Regions from separate parts of the Homo sapiens genome. Here region 2 is linked to region 1. A link is an interaction called in ENCODE POLR2A ChIA-PET data of the cell type or tissue named here. Cell type or tissue: PC-3. All regions are shown on one strand.

Evidence for each region. Peaks named below come from ENCODE experiments on the same cell type or tissue, not always from the same donor. Only the 100,000 strongest peaks of a DNase experiment are listed, where the experiment ranks them.
Region 2: POLR2A ChIA-PET joins it to region 1 with 13 read pairs; 3 of 35 experiments call an interaction of 5 or more read pairs at or near these places.

Annotation. Positions count from the first base shown.
Region 1 is chr12:94,334,436-94,342,435 of GRCh38, reverse strand. CEP83 (centrosomal protein 83) reads left to right here. Exons shown (of 17, transcript NM_016122.3): 12 at 6,772-6,847. Among named protein-coding and RNA genes, the nearest start is that of CEP83, 120 kb to the left of the region's middle. In PC-3, no CTCF peak of the experiment used is centred here; no DNase peak of the experiment used is centred here.
Region 2 is chr12:94,528,917-94,536,916 of GRCh38, reverse strand. The region is part of intron 2 of LOC102724960 (a long non-coding RNA gene); the gene reads right to left. Among named protein-coding and RNA genes, the nearest start is that of MIR5700, 29 kb to the left of the region's middle. In PC-3, a CTCF peak has its summit at 3,900 (motif pointing right); a DNase peak (open chromatin) is centred at 3,946.

The sequences.
Region 1 (8,000 bases):
TGGTTTTGTGTGGCTTTATTTGTTCTCTTTGCTTTTTCTGTATTGTTTTTGCAGAATATATGGATAACACAGAGCTAGACATCTGCTGTTATCCTCAACACTTGGAAATGCTTTATGTCTGCTTTTCAAATTCTAATATCTTAGTGACGTCTCTAATTATATAAAGTTTGAGTGGCTTTTAAAAATCATGTTCATTAAGTGGTAGGCTATGTTTTGAGACAGAGTTCTTGATCTGCATTACTTAGGAAAGAATTACTTCAGGCAGAGGTATACTTATTACTTACTTAGGTTTTATAACTTTATTTAAATTGTTAGTGGCTGTGATTCTAAAAGCATGAATCTGTAATAGATTTTAAGAACCAATCTTGTCTGTCCTTTTGCTTTTAGATGGGTACATTTTTTAGGACATATTCAAGACAGGTCGTTTTTAAATCTCTCTTTGACAGTCTCCAGAAAGTAGGGGTAGACCCTCCCCAGGCATCCTACTCTAATGTTTTATCCTATGATAATCCCACAGTTTGGCCAGTTAGAATCTTTTCTGTTAGAATTTAAGCCTGTTTCTCCTGCTTTGGGTTTCTGTTGCCATAGTGATAAAATGTTCAGCATTCTGTCATTACTTGAACACAATAATGAACTTGACCCTTAGGTTTTGTTTTGTTTTGTTTTTTAGTTTTTTGCTATATAAAACAGCTTTCATTCCTTTAGCTTTTCTTAAATGTGAATAATTTTCTATTCTGTTAGTCACATTGATAATTTTTCTTTGATTCCTCTGGAGTTTCACTTACAATGTGTAAATGACCTCAACTTATTTTAAAATAAAGACATAGTAACCAACATAAAATCTAGCAGGATTAAATTCACACGATTTGCATGGCTTTTTTTTTTTAATGTTCAACAATTGTGGTATTTTTTCCTTGACAGTTATGATTTACTGATTTATAAGTCCAGCTACATCAACCAGGTCTATTTTGATCATTCATTAAAATGGTCATAATTGCAGCACCTCCTATTTAGATAACCCGTGACAGATTGGAGACTTATCTGTGAAGCAAAAGGTCTTACTAAGGAAATGGAAAGTATAAATCATGCAAAGCAGAAATATCCATTTATTTACAAATAATATATATCTGTGATAAGTAGATATTAATCTATTACATATTAATCACTGCTTTGACAGATCCTTTATTAATTATATACCAGTCTTTTCTTTTGATGAAAGTGTTTTTTTTTTACCACTAGCTTATCATAGTGCCAAGAGTAATAAAAATTATTTTTATAAAAGTACTGTATTTCAAAAGGCTGCTCCGCTGCACATTTATTCAATTTGCAAATTAAAACCATGTAAAAATTAAAGGAGTTTAAATATAATAGAATATGTAGTCAACTTTTGGTTATGACAGCAACGCAACTCCAACTAATGCAAGCAAACAAAAGGGACTTTCTTGGTTTACACAATTGTGGGAAAGATAAGGGTTTTGCTGGTTTCAGGGACACCTGGATCTAGGAACTCAAATGCAATTAGATAATAGTGACTTTTCTCCTCCTTTTCTTTTATTCCTCCTCTCTTATTTTCTCTCTCCTCTCTTATTATCTCTCTCGTTTGTCTGCTGTCCTATCTCTGTGATGCTGGGAACATATGTTGAAGCCAAGAGGACAAAGTTCTTGTTAGCAAACTCAAGTTTAAAAAGTCTAGAGTCGAGGCTGGGCGTGGTGGCTCACGCCTGTGATCCCAGCACTTTGGGAGGCCGAGGCGGGTGGAACACCTGAGGTCAGGCATTTGAGACCAGCCTGGCCAACTTGGTTAAACCCCATCTCTACTGAAAATACAAAAATTAGTGGGGTGTGGTGGCAGCCACCTATAGTCCCAGCTACTCAGGAGGCTGAGGCAGGAGAATTGCGTGAACCTGGGAGGCGGAGGTTACAGTGAGCCAAGATTGTGCCACTGCACTCCAGCCTGGGTGACAGAGTGAGACTCTGTCTTAAAAAAAAAAAAAAAAAATCTAGAGACAAGTTTGGGTCTAGTTCACATGCTCATCCCTGGACCTACCACTGCGACCGTGGTATCAGGCACTCTGGCTCAGCCAAGGTTATATGCCCATGTCTCTGTGTGGAGTGGGTGAAGGAGGAGGAAGTAAATGATATGCAGTTTGATATAATAGCAAATAACCAAGGGGAATAGCAATAACCAAGGGAAAGGGAAGCTGAACATTTATGATATCCTGTAGTCAATACCCCCTTAATTTATTTTTTGCATGGCTTAAAGCCAGGGCTCTTATTTCCCATTTGGGGCTTTCTGTTTTTTTCTTGAGCTTTTAATGAACGTTTACATTTCATCAGTTTGGATTTCTTTGCTGCCAGTGTTGGATATTTGCTTTTTTAAAAACAAACCAAAAAACTATCATTTAATATATCCACCTTTCTACTTAGACTCCATCTTGAAAAGAATTATATTGGCCCATTGGACACATTTTCTCCCAAGAATTTAAACTGTGAAGTAAGGGATGAAAGGATATGTGTCAATGTTTGAAGGACCAGGCAGGGCTGTGGCATGTCTTTGCCTGTGATTCCTATCAATTATTGTATCCTGGTTTCAGTTTTCTAGTTCTCTTTTGAGTGGGTTCTTATATTCTTTCAGGAAAGTTTATTTTTGCTAATAATGGCCAGTGTCAATTTCCAGTGCTCACAAGCAAGAACCATGCTTTCAGAAGGTTGGTATAAGAAGGCTACTGCCATTCTCATGAGACTTGTAGGACTCTTTGACAGTAGAGAAATCACAGTAGAAAAATACAACTTCTATTGTTTGCCCTGTATGTTGCTTCCCTTTGATAGCAGGGACTCACATTAAATGAAGCCAAGAAGTTACATTAGAGCCTTTGCTGCCCAATATGATATTACTAGTCACAGATGACTGTTGAAACCTAAATTTAAATTAGAATTTTAAAAAATTAAAATTCAGTTTCTTCAGTCACATGAAGTACATTTCAAGTGTGCACTAGCAACATGTTGCTAGTGACTATCATATTGGAAGGCACAGATTGTAGAATATTTCCACCATCAAAGAAAGTTCTATCAGACAACACTGTTGGAGTATAAACTCAAGGGTAGGCATTCTGTCCTTGTTATTTTCTGATGTATCCACAACACTTAGAATGGGCTTAGCATGTATAGGTACTCAATAAATATTTGTTGAATGTCGAAATAGCATATATTGGGAGGCCAAGGCGGGCAGATTACCTGAGGTCGGGAGTTCAAGACCAGCCTGCCCAACATGGAGAAACTCCGTCTCTACTAAAAATACAAAAAATTAGCCGGGCGTGGTGGTGGATGCCTGTAATCCCAGCTACTTGAGAGGCTGAGGCAGGAGAATCACTTGAACCCAGGAGGCGGAGGTTGCGGTGAGCTGAGATCACACCATTGCACTCCAGCCTGGGCAACAAGAGTGAAACTCCATCTCTAAAAAAAGAAAAAAAAAAAAAGAAATAGTATATATCAGTATATCAGCTGCCTGCCACAGAAGACCTAGACCATGATCCTTACGGTTGACTTCCCTATACTTTGAAGGGAACTTGAAATAGTTCCATCTTAATGTTATTCCAAAGTTTCCATTTAAACTTATTTATAGCTACATTTTCTGTTGTAACTTGGCCCTCCAGTTCACCTACTATTTCTGCCTTCATAATTACTTCAAAAGTATAAAGTACTTGATCTCATAGTTAACTTTTCCCCCAACTTACTCATCCTTCACCCTCTGATTTCTCCCTATCACCTACTCATTAAAACTTTTAACAGTTTCCACTGTAGCCTCTGGAATCCCTATTCTGATACCAATAACTTTTTTTGCAATCTCAACATTTTTTTAATGCCTCTCCCCCTGCTGAAAACTGCTTTCTTCCTCTCATGGCATATAACCTGGAATGCCTTTTAAGTAGAAATTACTTTTCCTTCCTCTCTCCTGCAACAAGAGACCAAGAAGAGAAATGAGCATTTGTAAGCCCCGTTTGTGCTTCCAGTTCATTGTTTGAGTATGGTTAAAGTGATTTTTTTCTTTGATATTTGTGGCATCCAGTTTTATACCTGTCTTTTATCTCTTGCAGTTAATGACCTACAGTGTATTCCTTAACAGTCGCTGAGGACTTTGATATCTGGCTCAACTTTTTTCTGTTTTCTGTTTCTCTTACCATCATTCTTGGTGACTATGTATTCATATTGTTGAACTACCCAACACCTTAGCCTTACAGTTTATTCTATCTGCACTCTGGCATTCTTTTATCTTTATTCTACTTTAGCATCTTGTACACCTAGACGCTTCTTGGACCTTGTCGTCACCTAGAACTGATCACTTCAAAGACATAAATATCTTTTCTTTCTCTTATCCATGCTCCTGTCACTGAAGATACTGAAATTAGCAGTCTTTGGACTTCTCTTTTTCTTCCAGCCTATTAACCTGGCTCCCTTGCTTCCTTTTCAGCTTGGAAACTGTTCGATGTTCTTACTTGTACATAAGCTAAGGATATGAATTTTCTCAACTTCTTGCCATCTTATAATTCCGGTACCTTCATCCATTCTCTCCTCCCTTTCTATTTTGAAAATGTCCTTTTCCCCTTTACTTCTTAAGTGAACAGTGCTTTTAATCCCATCTCTCTACTTCCTCTATACTCTTCGTCACCTGTATCTTTAATTTCTCTATCTCGGACTCTTATTTTTCCTTCAAGATCTAGTTCAAATTGCATCTCTTTTATGTAGCCTTAACTTATCCTCTAATGAAAGTTAATTGCAGTTTTTTCTGTTCCTTGTACGTCTGTTATAAGGTATATTTTCTTTTGACTTACTGTGACACACCTTGAGTATTCAAAACCTAATAAAAAGAGATACTGTACTTTACTCCTAAATTTACAGCACTGTCTTTTGAAACTATCTGCCTTTTTGAACTTTAATACCATTAGTCTTATTCCTATCTTATTTATCTTAAGATTCATTATCCCATAGAATCCTAAATGTAATGATCTTAAATCATGGACTAATTTTCTCCAAAAAAAAATGAGTTTTAGATTCTAACCCAGTACTGCTTCAACAAAATGACCTGAAGGAAGGTCTTGTTGTATATCATCTTCTATAGTCTACCACAATGGTGCTCTTACTTAGTTCATATTTTCATTTAGTTGTTTTCCCCATCCTTTCATATTTTAATGAATTTTCAGATACTCTACCATTGGTTTCTTTGGCTTCAGCTTTTGTATGTAGGGCACTATTGTTTCTCTTCATGTCTGTGTAACCTATATAGAAAGCATTAGGCCATAACTTTCTTAACTGGGTCATGTTTCTTGTTAATTTACCAATTGTATCCAGATTCTCAACTGGAGCTAGGATATACTTAGGGCCTAAGTTTTCTAACTGTGGACCTGAGCTGGGACCCACAGTGTTCTCTGTTCCATTTTCATCTTCATGATTTTGTGGAAAGAAACCTTTATAAGTCAGTAACCTAAAAGCCCCAAGTTAGCCACCCTGCTACCTGAGAGGCTGAGGCAGGAGGATTGCTTAAGCCAAAGAGTTTGAGCCCAGCCTAGGCAATATAGTGAGACCACATCTCTTATTTAAAAAAAAAAAAAGAAGGCACCCAGTTGATAACATTCATAAACATTTAATGGAGGAAGTGCACAGAAAGTTTGAATGAGTAATCATGTAGCTAGAATTATGAAATAAGAATGTGACTGGTACTGACGGTGGAGCAAAAGGAAAAGGACTGGCCCTCTTTAGATTTATCGTTTCTGGCATTTGTATGTAAACGTCTCAGGAAGCAATGGGTCATATCTTCAGGTTTTTTATGTTATATTATCCAATCATCTCACACATTTAAACAGCTAATCCATGATTTGGGTTGGTTCGTTCAGTCTGCCAACAAATGTTTATTGAGTCCTTATTGTGTTTAAAGCACAGACCTAGGGTCTTGAGAGTGTTGTCTAGATAAACACATTCTACTTGGGCAGATAAGACATGCTAATAATACCAAGCTATAAATAGGTGCCAAGTGAATTATATTTGAGATAGGCGTTTGAAGAGTTTTGAAAGGGAGGAGGCTGAAGGGCCTATCCTGCCAAACCTAATTAGTGTAATGTCTTCCTCATGAGGTTACTCATTTGGTCACTAGAGCTGCTCTGCTTTTTAAGGCTCTGGCTGTAGATGTATTATTCCCTTTGAAGAGTCTGCAAATGTGTAAGTATTCATTCATCTCAGGGATGAAAAGCTCCATAAGATATTTTATAGAATACAGGATGGTGTGTTGTATTAGTTTTCTTTTAAATCTGTAGCCTTGTTAGAAGGAAAATGAAGTAGCGTGTGTCTGAAAGAATTTTGCAAATTGTAAAATACTATATGGATGTAAGTTGGCCTCTCCTAAACTAGACTACTTTCTGATACCTTAGCAACACATTCTATAATTTTCCATGAAAGGCCACTTTTTCAGGCTGTTGTTTATGTATATCAAAATCCTACCTGTCAGGTTTTTATCCATGTAGCGTTCCCCAGTACCCCTGGACAGACTTGATTTCTTATCCTCTCTATGCCCCTAGTTTGTAGATTTTCCTATCACAATAGCAGTAATTTGTTTTACATTTTTGTTATACGTGAACACAACCTAGTTTCTTGAAGTCTCAATCTTTGGTTGTGTTTGTGCTCTGGTGTCAAACAGGCATTCAATAAAATGACTCTTTAATTCAGTGAAATAAATGAATCATGGATTCTTAATAATGCCTTTTGTTGGGTTGTGATTTTTAGGTTAAAACTTCAGCAACAAATTGTGACTATTGAAAATGCAGAGAAGGAAAAAAATGAAAATTCTGACCTAAAACAGGTATGATTTTAGCGAAGATTTTCCTTTTATTTTTTCAAGTGCTTCTTTAAATTTATGTTTTGCAAATTTTAAAAAAATTTTGCCATCAGTATTTTTAGAATCTAACCACAATTGGTAACATATTGTTGGAGGTGATATGTAAAGATAAAATGTTTTAAAATGTTTAAACTTCTATACTTTAATAAGCTTCTTTGGCTAACTGCTATTATTCTTAAGATATATATATTTATTTATTAAATGCTGTGGCCCATGATAATTTTTAATTACAGTTATAAGGACAGTATTTTAATATTCAGAATTTTAAAAACTCAATAGAAATATCATCCAGGTTTTAAGTTACTTGTGTGATTGACTTGTAACTTTATATCATGAGGTATTTTTTGCTATATCCCTATGAAATCCAAGATTTGTATTTATGGAAGGAAATTTGTGTTTATAATTAAAGTTATTTGGGTTCAGGAAAGATTTGTATAAAGTTGGGTAAAACATGGAAGAGTGATCTTTTCTGAATTCTATTTTCTTTTTTGTTGTTGTTTTTTTCCCTATAAATTATGAAGTAGGATTCCATTTTTAGAATTCATGCTCATATGCGAGTTGGTACTGCTTTTCATGTGCAGTTATGGTTTCTAAGTCTTAACTAGATGGACATAACGTTTGATACTCAGAAGTTATTTAGTATCATTGGCATTTGGGCTTTCTGTCATGCTATGCATATGGAGAGGTATTAAGCTCTTTGAAGGTTGCTTATTCAAGCAGCTGTAATACAGATTTAATATTTGCCACTCCAGTTAAAAATAAAGAGTGAATAGTTCTACATGGATAAATTTATTCTAAAATAGAAATCTGAGACATACCGTTTAGTTTTATTCTGCTAAAAATTGCTCTGTGGACCTTCAGAATCCTATCTGAATTGTTTTGTTACCATTAGGAAGTAATGAGATTATTACCCATTTATTTTGTTTATTATATAAGAATCTTGTTTCTTTTTACCCTTGAATCTCATAATAGGTTCTTTTGATCCCTGTCTCTTGACTGTCTTTGCTTTGAAATGTCTTCAGAAAATGGCTAAGAGAGATAAAAGGAAGTGAAAGGAAAATAAGGACTTTTATTGTTTACTAATTGGTAAAATAGCTTGTGGGGGAGGTATGTGTAA
Region 2 (8,000 bases), 190 kb before region 1:
GTTGCACTGCCCTCCAGGCTGGGTGACAGAGCAAGACTCTGCCTCAAAAAAAAAAAAAAAAAAAAAAAAGATAGGAAGAATGTAGCTGTGTGTGTATCTTTCTGAATAAGCATGAAGTATCTGTAAGGATCTATCGGAAACTCATGACATCCACTGCCTCCAGAGAGAGGCTCTGGGTGTGAGGATGTAAGAAAGAGCCCAGTGTCTTCCTGGTACAGAGTGGATCACAGGAATCCTAATCAACTCAGCAAATGCTAGTTGAGGGCTGGCCTTGTGCCGAGCACAGTGGCAGGTGCCAGGGGTGCAGCAGTTAATAGAGCAGACAAGTGTCCTGCCCTCCTGGAACTTACACCCTAGAGAATGAAACAGGCAATAAACAAGTAAGATAGATGGACAAACAGTCCGCTACACAGAAAGAAAAAGAGGTGCAGTGCTTGAAGAAAGTTAAAAATGGCACATGGAAAGGGTAAATGGGGTTGGCGTATCTATTATTTACATGGGGTGGTGGCCAGGGAAAGTCTCGTGTCATCCAGATATCAGGGGTGCAAGTATCCAGGACACAGCAAGTGCAAAGAGCTGACATAGGTATGATTGAGGAAGAGTGAGGAAGCCAGTGCGGCTGAAGCAGGGAGAGGGAAAGGGACTGAGGCCGGCGCTGGAATGTGTCCCTGCATCAACTGTTCTCGGGCACAGTGCAGGCTGCCTGGGCCTGCTGGGGGTGGTGTGAACTGTAGAAGAGAAATGGGTTGGGACATCCAACATTCTCAGTGATGCCTGTCTCTTTTTAGCCAATGGGTGTAATGACTTCTCTCTGAAATAACTTTCTGGGACAAGGCAGCCCTTTGACAATTCTAGTACCACGTCCCAAACATAGCGCTTGTCCCCGTAGCACAAAAGCCATCCTCCTTTCTCTTAGAGAGCCTGTGTGTCTTGGAAGGAAACAGATGCAAACATCTCTTCTAATATTGGCTGTTCCTGAGCCTATATGTTCCAGAAGTGGTCACAGATCAAACAGCCTTCTGCCCTTCTGTTTGGAAAGACGGCTGGGCCCCCAGGGAACCCCGGCTTCCACCGGGGGTGCACTTTCTCTGTGTGACATGTGCTATGTCAACTTTCTAGTCACAGTGGGTCCTCGTTCTTTAAGACAACAAATCCCCAGGGGAAGCGGGTTGACTCCTGCATAATTGGACAGTTGGCTGTATCCAGAGAGGAGTGTTTACAGAGCACATCAAGAGCCAGCCTGGGGACCCACGTGTTTGCTCAGTATCCACACGGCAAACAGCAAGAGCCTCCCTTGAATGGAGGGGTCAGGAAGGGATTTTCCTCAAATCTAAGTAAGCCTCTGGGGTGACAGCTCATTCAAAAGGCCATGGTGTAGGAAAGAGTGTCCTGGAATATGGGTGCCAGACCTTTGTCGTCTGGAGTGGACACAAAGAGTCTTTGCTCTCCCAGTTTGCTTTCTAGCAACAGAATCGACCCGGGGATACTGAGGGGGACCTGGGCCTGTTTCAGGGTCTAAGTGTCTGGAACCAGAACCCAAGGCCAGCTGTCAAGCAGGGGGCGGAGAGAAGGAGGGTGGCCCACTAGCTGTGCTCATAACAGAGGCCCAAGGCTTTTACGCGCATGATTAGTGATGAGCCGGTTGCCTGGCAACCGCAGCCCCTTCCCCCTTCTATCCATACCCCTCAGGCGGCATGTAATGTCTGTGACATTTTTCTTTTCATAGCGGAGACAGGGAATCGCCCCCTTCATTAGCTGAAGATGGTGCCCACCCGCCCATCCCCCCTTAGTAGCTTATTGATCTGACTCCCGATTTGAAATCATCTCCTCAGAGCAGTTAATTATTCATCGCATAGAAGACTGATTGCTGTGCCAAGATGACCTCACAGACAGGAGTTCATGGAAGGGAAGGGTTTAGACCAAGACCTGGCACACAGGAAGAGAGGTATAAAAATGAGCTGTTAAAAGAATTACCAGTATCTCTTTCTTCTAGGAAATCCCAGTCCTAAGATCTACACTGGCCAGACTTCACTGTTTTCAAAGAGCTTCACTGTTTTCTCTCAGCTTCTCAGAATACTGCAGCCAGAGATCTCTTCCCCTCTGCCCCCTGTAGCCAACTGCCTCAGCTTACAGACAGTGAATCTGAGGCCCAGTGAATGAGGCAGTGACTTTGCCGAAGTCACATAGCTCATGACGCCAGGGCTAGAAATACAGACCTCCTGTTCCTCAGTCTCTTCCTACTACACCTCTAGCCCTCAAAATTTAGCATGCCTAACAATTCTACCAGGAGTCACTCAAAAATGCAGATCTAGGAGCCCCTCCATGGCGCCATATTGGCTTCCCAGAGCTGCTGAAACAAATAATTACAAACTTAGTGGCTTAAAACAACACGGATTAATCATCTACAGCTTTAGAGGTCAGAAGTCCTAAAGTGGGTCTTGCAGGGCTGGGAGTGAGGTGTTGGCAGCTCTGAGTTCCTCCTGGAGGCTCTGGGGGAGGATCTCTTCCTCGCCTTTTCCAGCGTTCAAGGCCACCTTCATCCTCAGTGCGTGGTGTTTCCCTCCAATCCCTTCTCCTCATCACATCTCCGCCTCTCCTGCCTCCCTCTTCCCTTTGTTAGGACCCCCATGATCCAGTGGGCCCACCGGGGTAATCGAGGATAATCCCCCCATCTTAAGATTCTTAATTTAGTCGCATCTGTTAGGCCCTTTTCCCATGCAAGGTCACATATTTGCAGGTTCTGGGAACCGGGACATGGACACCTTTGGGGGTTCATTATTTTGTTTCTCCTGCCACGCCTCTGAGGCAGGATTCTGACTCAACCTCCTGGGCTAAAACCTAGGAATATTCATCTGAAACAACTCTCCTTCCGATTGGGAGGCAGGGGCTCCTGGAGCCTGGAGGGAAAGGCTGCGCCACACCCGCTGCAGTTGGAGGTGTCTCTTCTCGAGAAAGTGACTAGCAGGGCAAGTCACTATCCCATTTTATAAGATAGGAAACTCAAGGGAATGGTGAATTTCTAGAGAACAGTGAGAACAGTGAATTTCTAGTCCAAGGTTCCACAGCTAGAGCTGAAATTAATTAATTAATTAATTTATTTATTGTACTTACTTATGTATTTATTTTGAGAGGGAGTCTGTCACCCAGGCTGGAGGGCAGTGGCACGATCATGGCTCACCACAACTTCTGCCTCCCAGGCTCAAGTGATCCTCCCACCTCAGCCTCCTGAGTCGCTGGGACTACAGGCAGGCACCACCACGCCCACCTAATTTTGTATTTTTTGTAGAGATGAGGTCTCACTGTGTTGTCCAGGCTGGTCTCAAACTCCTGGGCTCAAGCGATCCTCCTGCCTCAGCCTCCCAAAGTGCTGGGATTATAGTGTGAGCCACTGCATCTGGCCTGGAGCCAGAGTTTAGACCCAAATCCCCTATTTCCACACCCTCTGTTCTTTTTACTACAGCACAGTCACCACCTAAATTCTCCCTCTATTGTGTAAACACAGTATGGTGGGGACTGCCCCCCTCATCTCACAGACAAAGATACCGTGGCACAGAAGGGGTCCAGCCACCTGCCCAAGGCCTGCTGCCTGGCTTCTGGCCGAAGCGCCACTGACCCGGGAAGCCCTGGACAGATCAGGCATCTCCTTCACTTTCTCCCATGGAGATTTTATCCCTACTCATCTGCTGAGAAACACTTTTTAACACAGAATGAGATTGATGTGGTAGACTCATTTCAAATACACGGAGCAGAAACAAACTCGGAGCCTTTTGGTGGATTATCTGTGTGGAGCAGACTGATGGCAATTAGGGGTTTGGGGAGACGGCAGGTGGGGGTGACAGGCTCTTCTATCCCTGTCCCATGAGGAAACCTAACAAAGGAGACCCTCCTCGCCGGTGCGCAAGTGTGTGAGTCAGCGCCAGGGGGCAGAGTTTGTCCAGGAATGAGAATGCACACGCCACTGTGCTTTGGCTTAAGGGTGATGTTAAGAAGGACGAGATTCTGGTGTGCAGGGTCATTGCCTTTAGTACAACCTTAGCCAATAGGTTTCTAATTGGGCCATTTATCTGGAAATAAGTGTGACATAAGAGCCCTGGAGGGTGGGTTGAGAGCAGATGCAAAGTGACTAAAGAGCATGCCACGAATGCATTTTTATAGGGTCAATTGTCTCATAATCTTTGTGTTCTCTTTTGGTGTGAATTAAATTCTGACCACTACTTGGCAATTTGTCAGAAGGCAGTCAGCTTAAGTATTGAGAAACACTGAATAATATTTCAAGAGTTTTCTAGTACATGGCCTCTGCAGCTGGAAAACATTAAAAAAAAGTTCACTTGTTTTTTCTTTTTTTCTTTATTATTCTTATTTATTTATTTATTTATTTATTTATTTTTTTGAGGTGGAGTCTCGCTCTGTCGCCCAGGCTGGAGTGCAGTGGCACGATCTTGACTCACTGCAAGCTTCGCCTCCCGGGTTCACGCCATTCTCCTGCCTCAGCCTCCTGAGTAGCTGGGACTACAGGCGCCTGCCACCACGCCCAGCTAATTTTTTGTATTTTTAGTAGAACCGGGTTTCACCGTGTTAGCCAGGATGGTCTCGATCTCCTGACCTTGTGATCCACCTGCCTCGGCCTCCCAAAGTGCTGGGATTACAGGCGTGAGCCACTGCACCTGGCCTTATTTATTTATTTTTTTGAGAGGGAGTCTCACTCTGTTGCCCAGGCTGGGTGGAGTGCAGTGGCGCAAACTCGGCTCACTGCAACCTCTGCCTCCTGGGTTCAAACGATTCTCCTGCCTCAGCCTCCCCAGTAGCTGGGACTACAGGAGCACACCACCTCACCTTGCTCATTTTTGTATTTTTAGTAGAGACAGGGTTTTATCATGTTGGCCAGGCTTGTCTCCAACTCCTGACCTCAGGTGATCCACCCCCCTTGGCCTCCCAAAGTGCTGAGATTACAGGTGTGAGCCACTGTGCTCAGCCTTATTATTATTATTTTTGAGACAGGGTCTTGCTCTGTTGCCCAGGCAGGAGTGCAGTGGCACGATCATAACTCACTGCAGGCTCCCACCTCAGCCTCCCCAGTAACGAGGACTACAGGTGCACACCACCACACTTGGCTAATTTTTTTTCTTTTTTTTTTTTTTTTTGGTAGAGACAGGGTCTCACTATGTTTCCCAGGCTGGTCTTGAACTCCTTGGATCAAGCAACTTTCTGGCCCCAGCCTCCCAAGCATTGGGATTATAGGTGTGAGCCACTGCACCCAGCCAATTTATTTTCTATTTTATTTTTAATTTTTTGCAAATTAATGTGATTATGCACACACAGTAGCTGTAGAAGCTTCTCCTCACATCTGCCCCCATGCCGTCCCAGCCCCTGAGTGGGACAGTCCCCACAGAGGTGGAGGCAACAGAGCACACTGGGTACGTTGCTTGGGAATTAACCCCAACGACACACAATTCAACCATCTGCGAGGCAGCGACATTTGGACAGATTTGAATTATCAGTAGCCTGAGGATGCTCTCTTTTTTAGAACAATAACTACCATTCATGAGAACTCCTTAGGCACCAGACACTGGGGCTTCCCTTGTAGAATCTCATCTAGGCAATAAAACGATTCTGTAAAGTAGATGCTATTATTATTATCCATATTTTACAGTTGAGGAAACTGAAACTATGAGGGGCTAAGAAAGTTGTTCAAAATTACCCAGCTAGGTGAGCTGGGCATAGTGGCTCACACCTGTAATCCCAGCACTTTGAGAGGCTGAGGCAGGCAGATCACTTGAGGCCAGGAGTTCGAGATCAGCCTAGGCAACATGGTGAAACCCTGTCTCTACTAAAAATACAAAAATTAGCTGGGTATGGTGGTGCATACCTATAATCCCAGCTATTCGGGAGGCTGAGGCAGGAGAATCGCTTGAACCTGCGAGGCAGTGGTTGCAGTGAGCTGAGATCGAGCCACTACACTCCAGCCTGGGCAACAGAGTGAGACTCTCTCTCTCACACAACAACAACAGCAACAACAACATTTACCCAGCTAGGAAGTGGTTCAACCAGGCCTCAGACAGAGCCATCTGACCCCAAAGCCCAGGGACTTAGCTCCTGTTTTCCTAGAAGCCTAAGCAATCCTAGCCCAATGGAAAAAAACCTGCTCATAGATTCTGACACTTTACATTCTAATTTGAACATGGTGCTGATTTGGTGGGTGGCCTTAGAGAGGTGACTTCATATCTCGATTGAATCTTAAGATCTTAGGGTGAGACAAATGCTTCATAACTCAACTGGCCGGAGTACATATAATATGACTTCTATGTTGGGGACATTTGGATCATCAAGAGCCCACACTAGTATGTGGAGTCAGGGGCCATCGACAGCTCTGAGATCTATAGGAAGCTGGCACTGGGGTCAGAAGGAAGTTTCTATAAAATGGAAATGTAATGGGATGATGTGAGGTATGAGTAGAATTATTCTCTCAAGCTCCTGGTTGCTAAAAGGTACAAAGAATGTATCAGTCTGCCCACAGGCTCAGGTTTTGGAGCTGGGGACTTGGCAGAGGATGGTCACGTGTTGGGCAAAGAGAAGTAGGCATTGGAGAGATGTTGCACGAGGCCATCAGCTGGGGTCAGCTGGAAGAGGAAGGCCACATGTCCCAAGGGACCCCTGGGAGCTGCTTGGGCATTTAGTGCCAGGGCAAGTCTTGGGGACCACTTGCTAAGCCATGGAGACCAACAATTCTGCCATAGGCAATCACAAAAGAACATATTCAACTTTCTCTTTTCTTCCTTTTCCCCCAAAGCTACAGGGGAAAGCACAGGCAAGAATCGGGTGGGAGAGAAGTAGACCATGTCTCCACCCCGCCACTCCCAAATCTTTTAAAGCCATGAGTCTAGTCTGCACTAGAGGCGAGGAGGAAAGCTTTGAATCCAATATAAGAATGAAATTTTACATTGAACAGAGTTGAATCTTAATAACTGGAGAGAAACTGTTGTGATAACTAAAATGAAAAGTTGTAGAATCAGACTGGGATATATGTAGCTAATGGAGCCTGCTACCCAGTGGGAAAGAGAGGTTCCACAGAGCATAATTGATTGATTTTATTGGGGTAAAAAAATTACTTCATGTTTATCTTCCCAGAGAATTGACAATCTTTACTAAACCTGTTACTCAAAGGTGAATCAATAAATATATGTTCTGCCACGGGTGAAAGACTACAAGCCTGCCTTTTTACACTGCACAGTTAGTTCCTATGTGTGTGGGATGATCACATGGTTCTTTGGGACTTCAGTCTTGCAGAAGTGTCTTGGGTACCTCAGATAATGGTGGGGAAAGCCAAGAGTTTCTCTTTTCATCAAATTTGTAATTGTAGTTCGTTCTTCTGCTCCCACACAAGTATTGGGTTAGAATATTCATCTTAAGTGCCCTTCCTCTGCTCAGAGACTTCTGCCCCCTGAGACGTCTGGATCAATACCGACTCCCAACCTCTGACACCTCTCCTCACCCCCACTCTCCACCTCTACCTCGACCATGTCTGCCTGCCTGCCTGCCTGCCTTCCTTCCTTCCTTCCTTCCTTCCTTCCTTTTTTTTGAGATGAGGTCTCACTCTGTCACCCAGGCAGGAGTGCAGTGGTGTGATCTCAGCTCACTGCAACCTCTGCCTCCCAGGCTCAAGTGATCCTCCCACCTCAGCCTCCTGAGTAGCTGGGACCACAGGTGCATGCCACCACGCCCAGCCATGTTTTTGTATTTTTGGTGGAGATGGGGTTTCGTAGTGTTGCCCAGGCTAGTCTGGGACTCTTAGCTCAGGTGATCTGCCCGCCTCGGCCTCCCAAACTTCTGGGATTATAGGCGTGAGCCACCTCGCCTGGCCTCCCTCCTGAACTTTCAGCACTCAGCTTGAGCTCTGGGCTTCAGAAGGGCTATACAAACGAACTTAAATTGTAGTCATAATGGTGATAATCTCACCTCAACCCTGAGTTCCTGCCACTCCTTGACTATAGATTTAGGCAGTA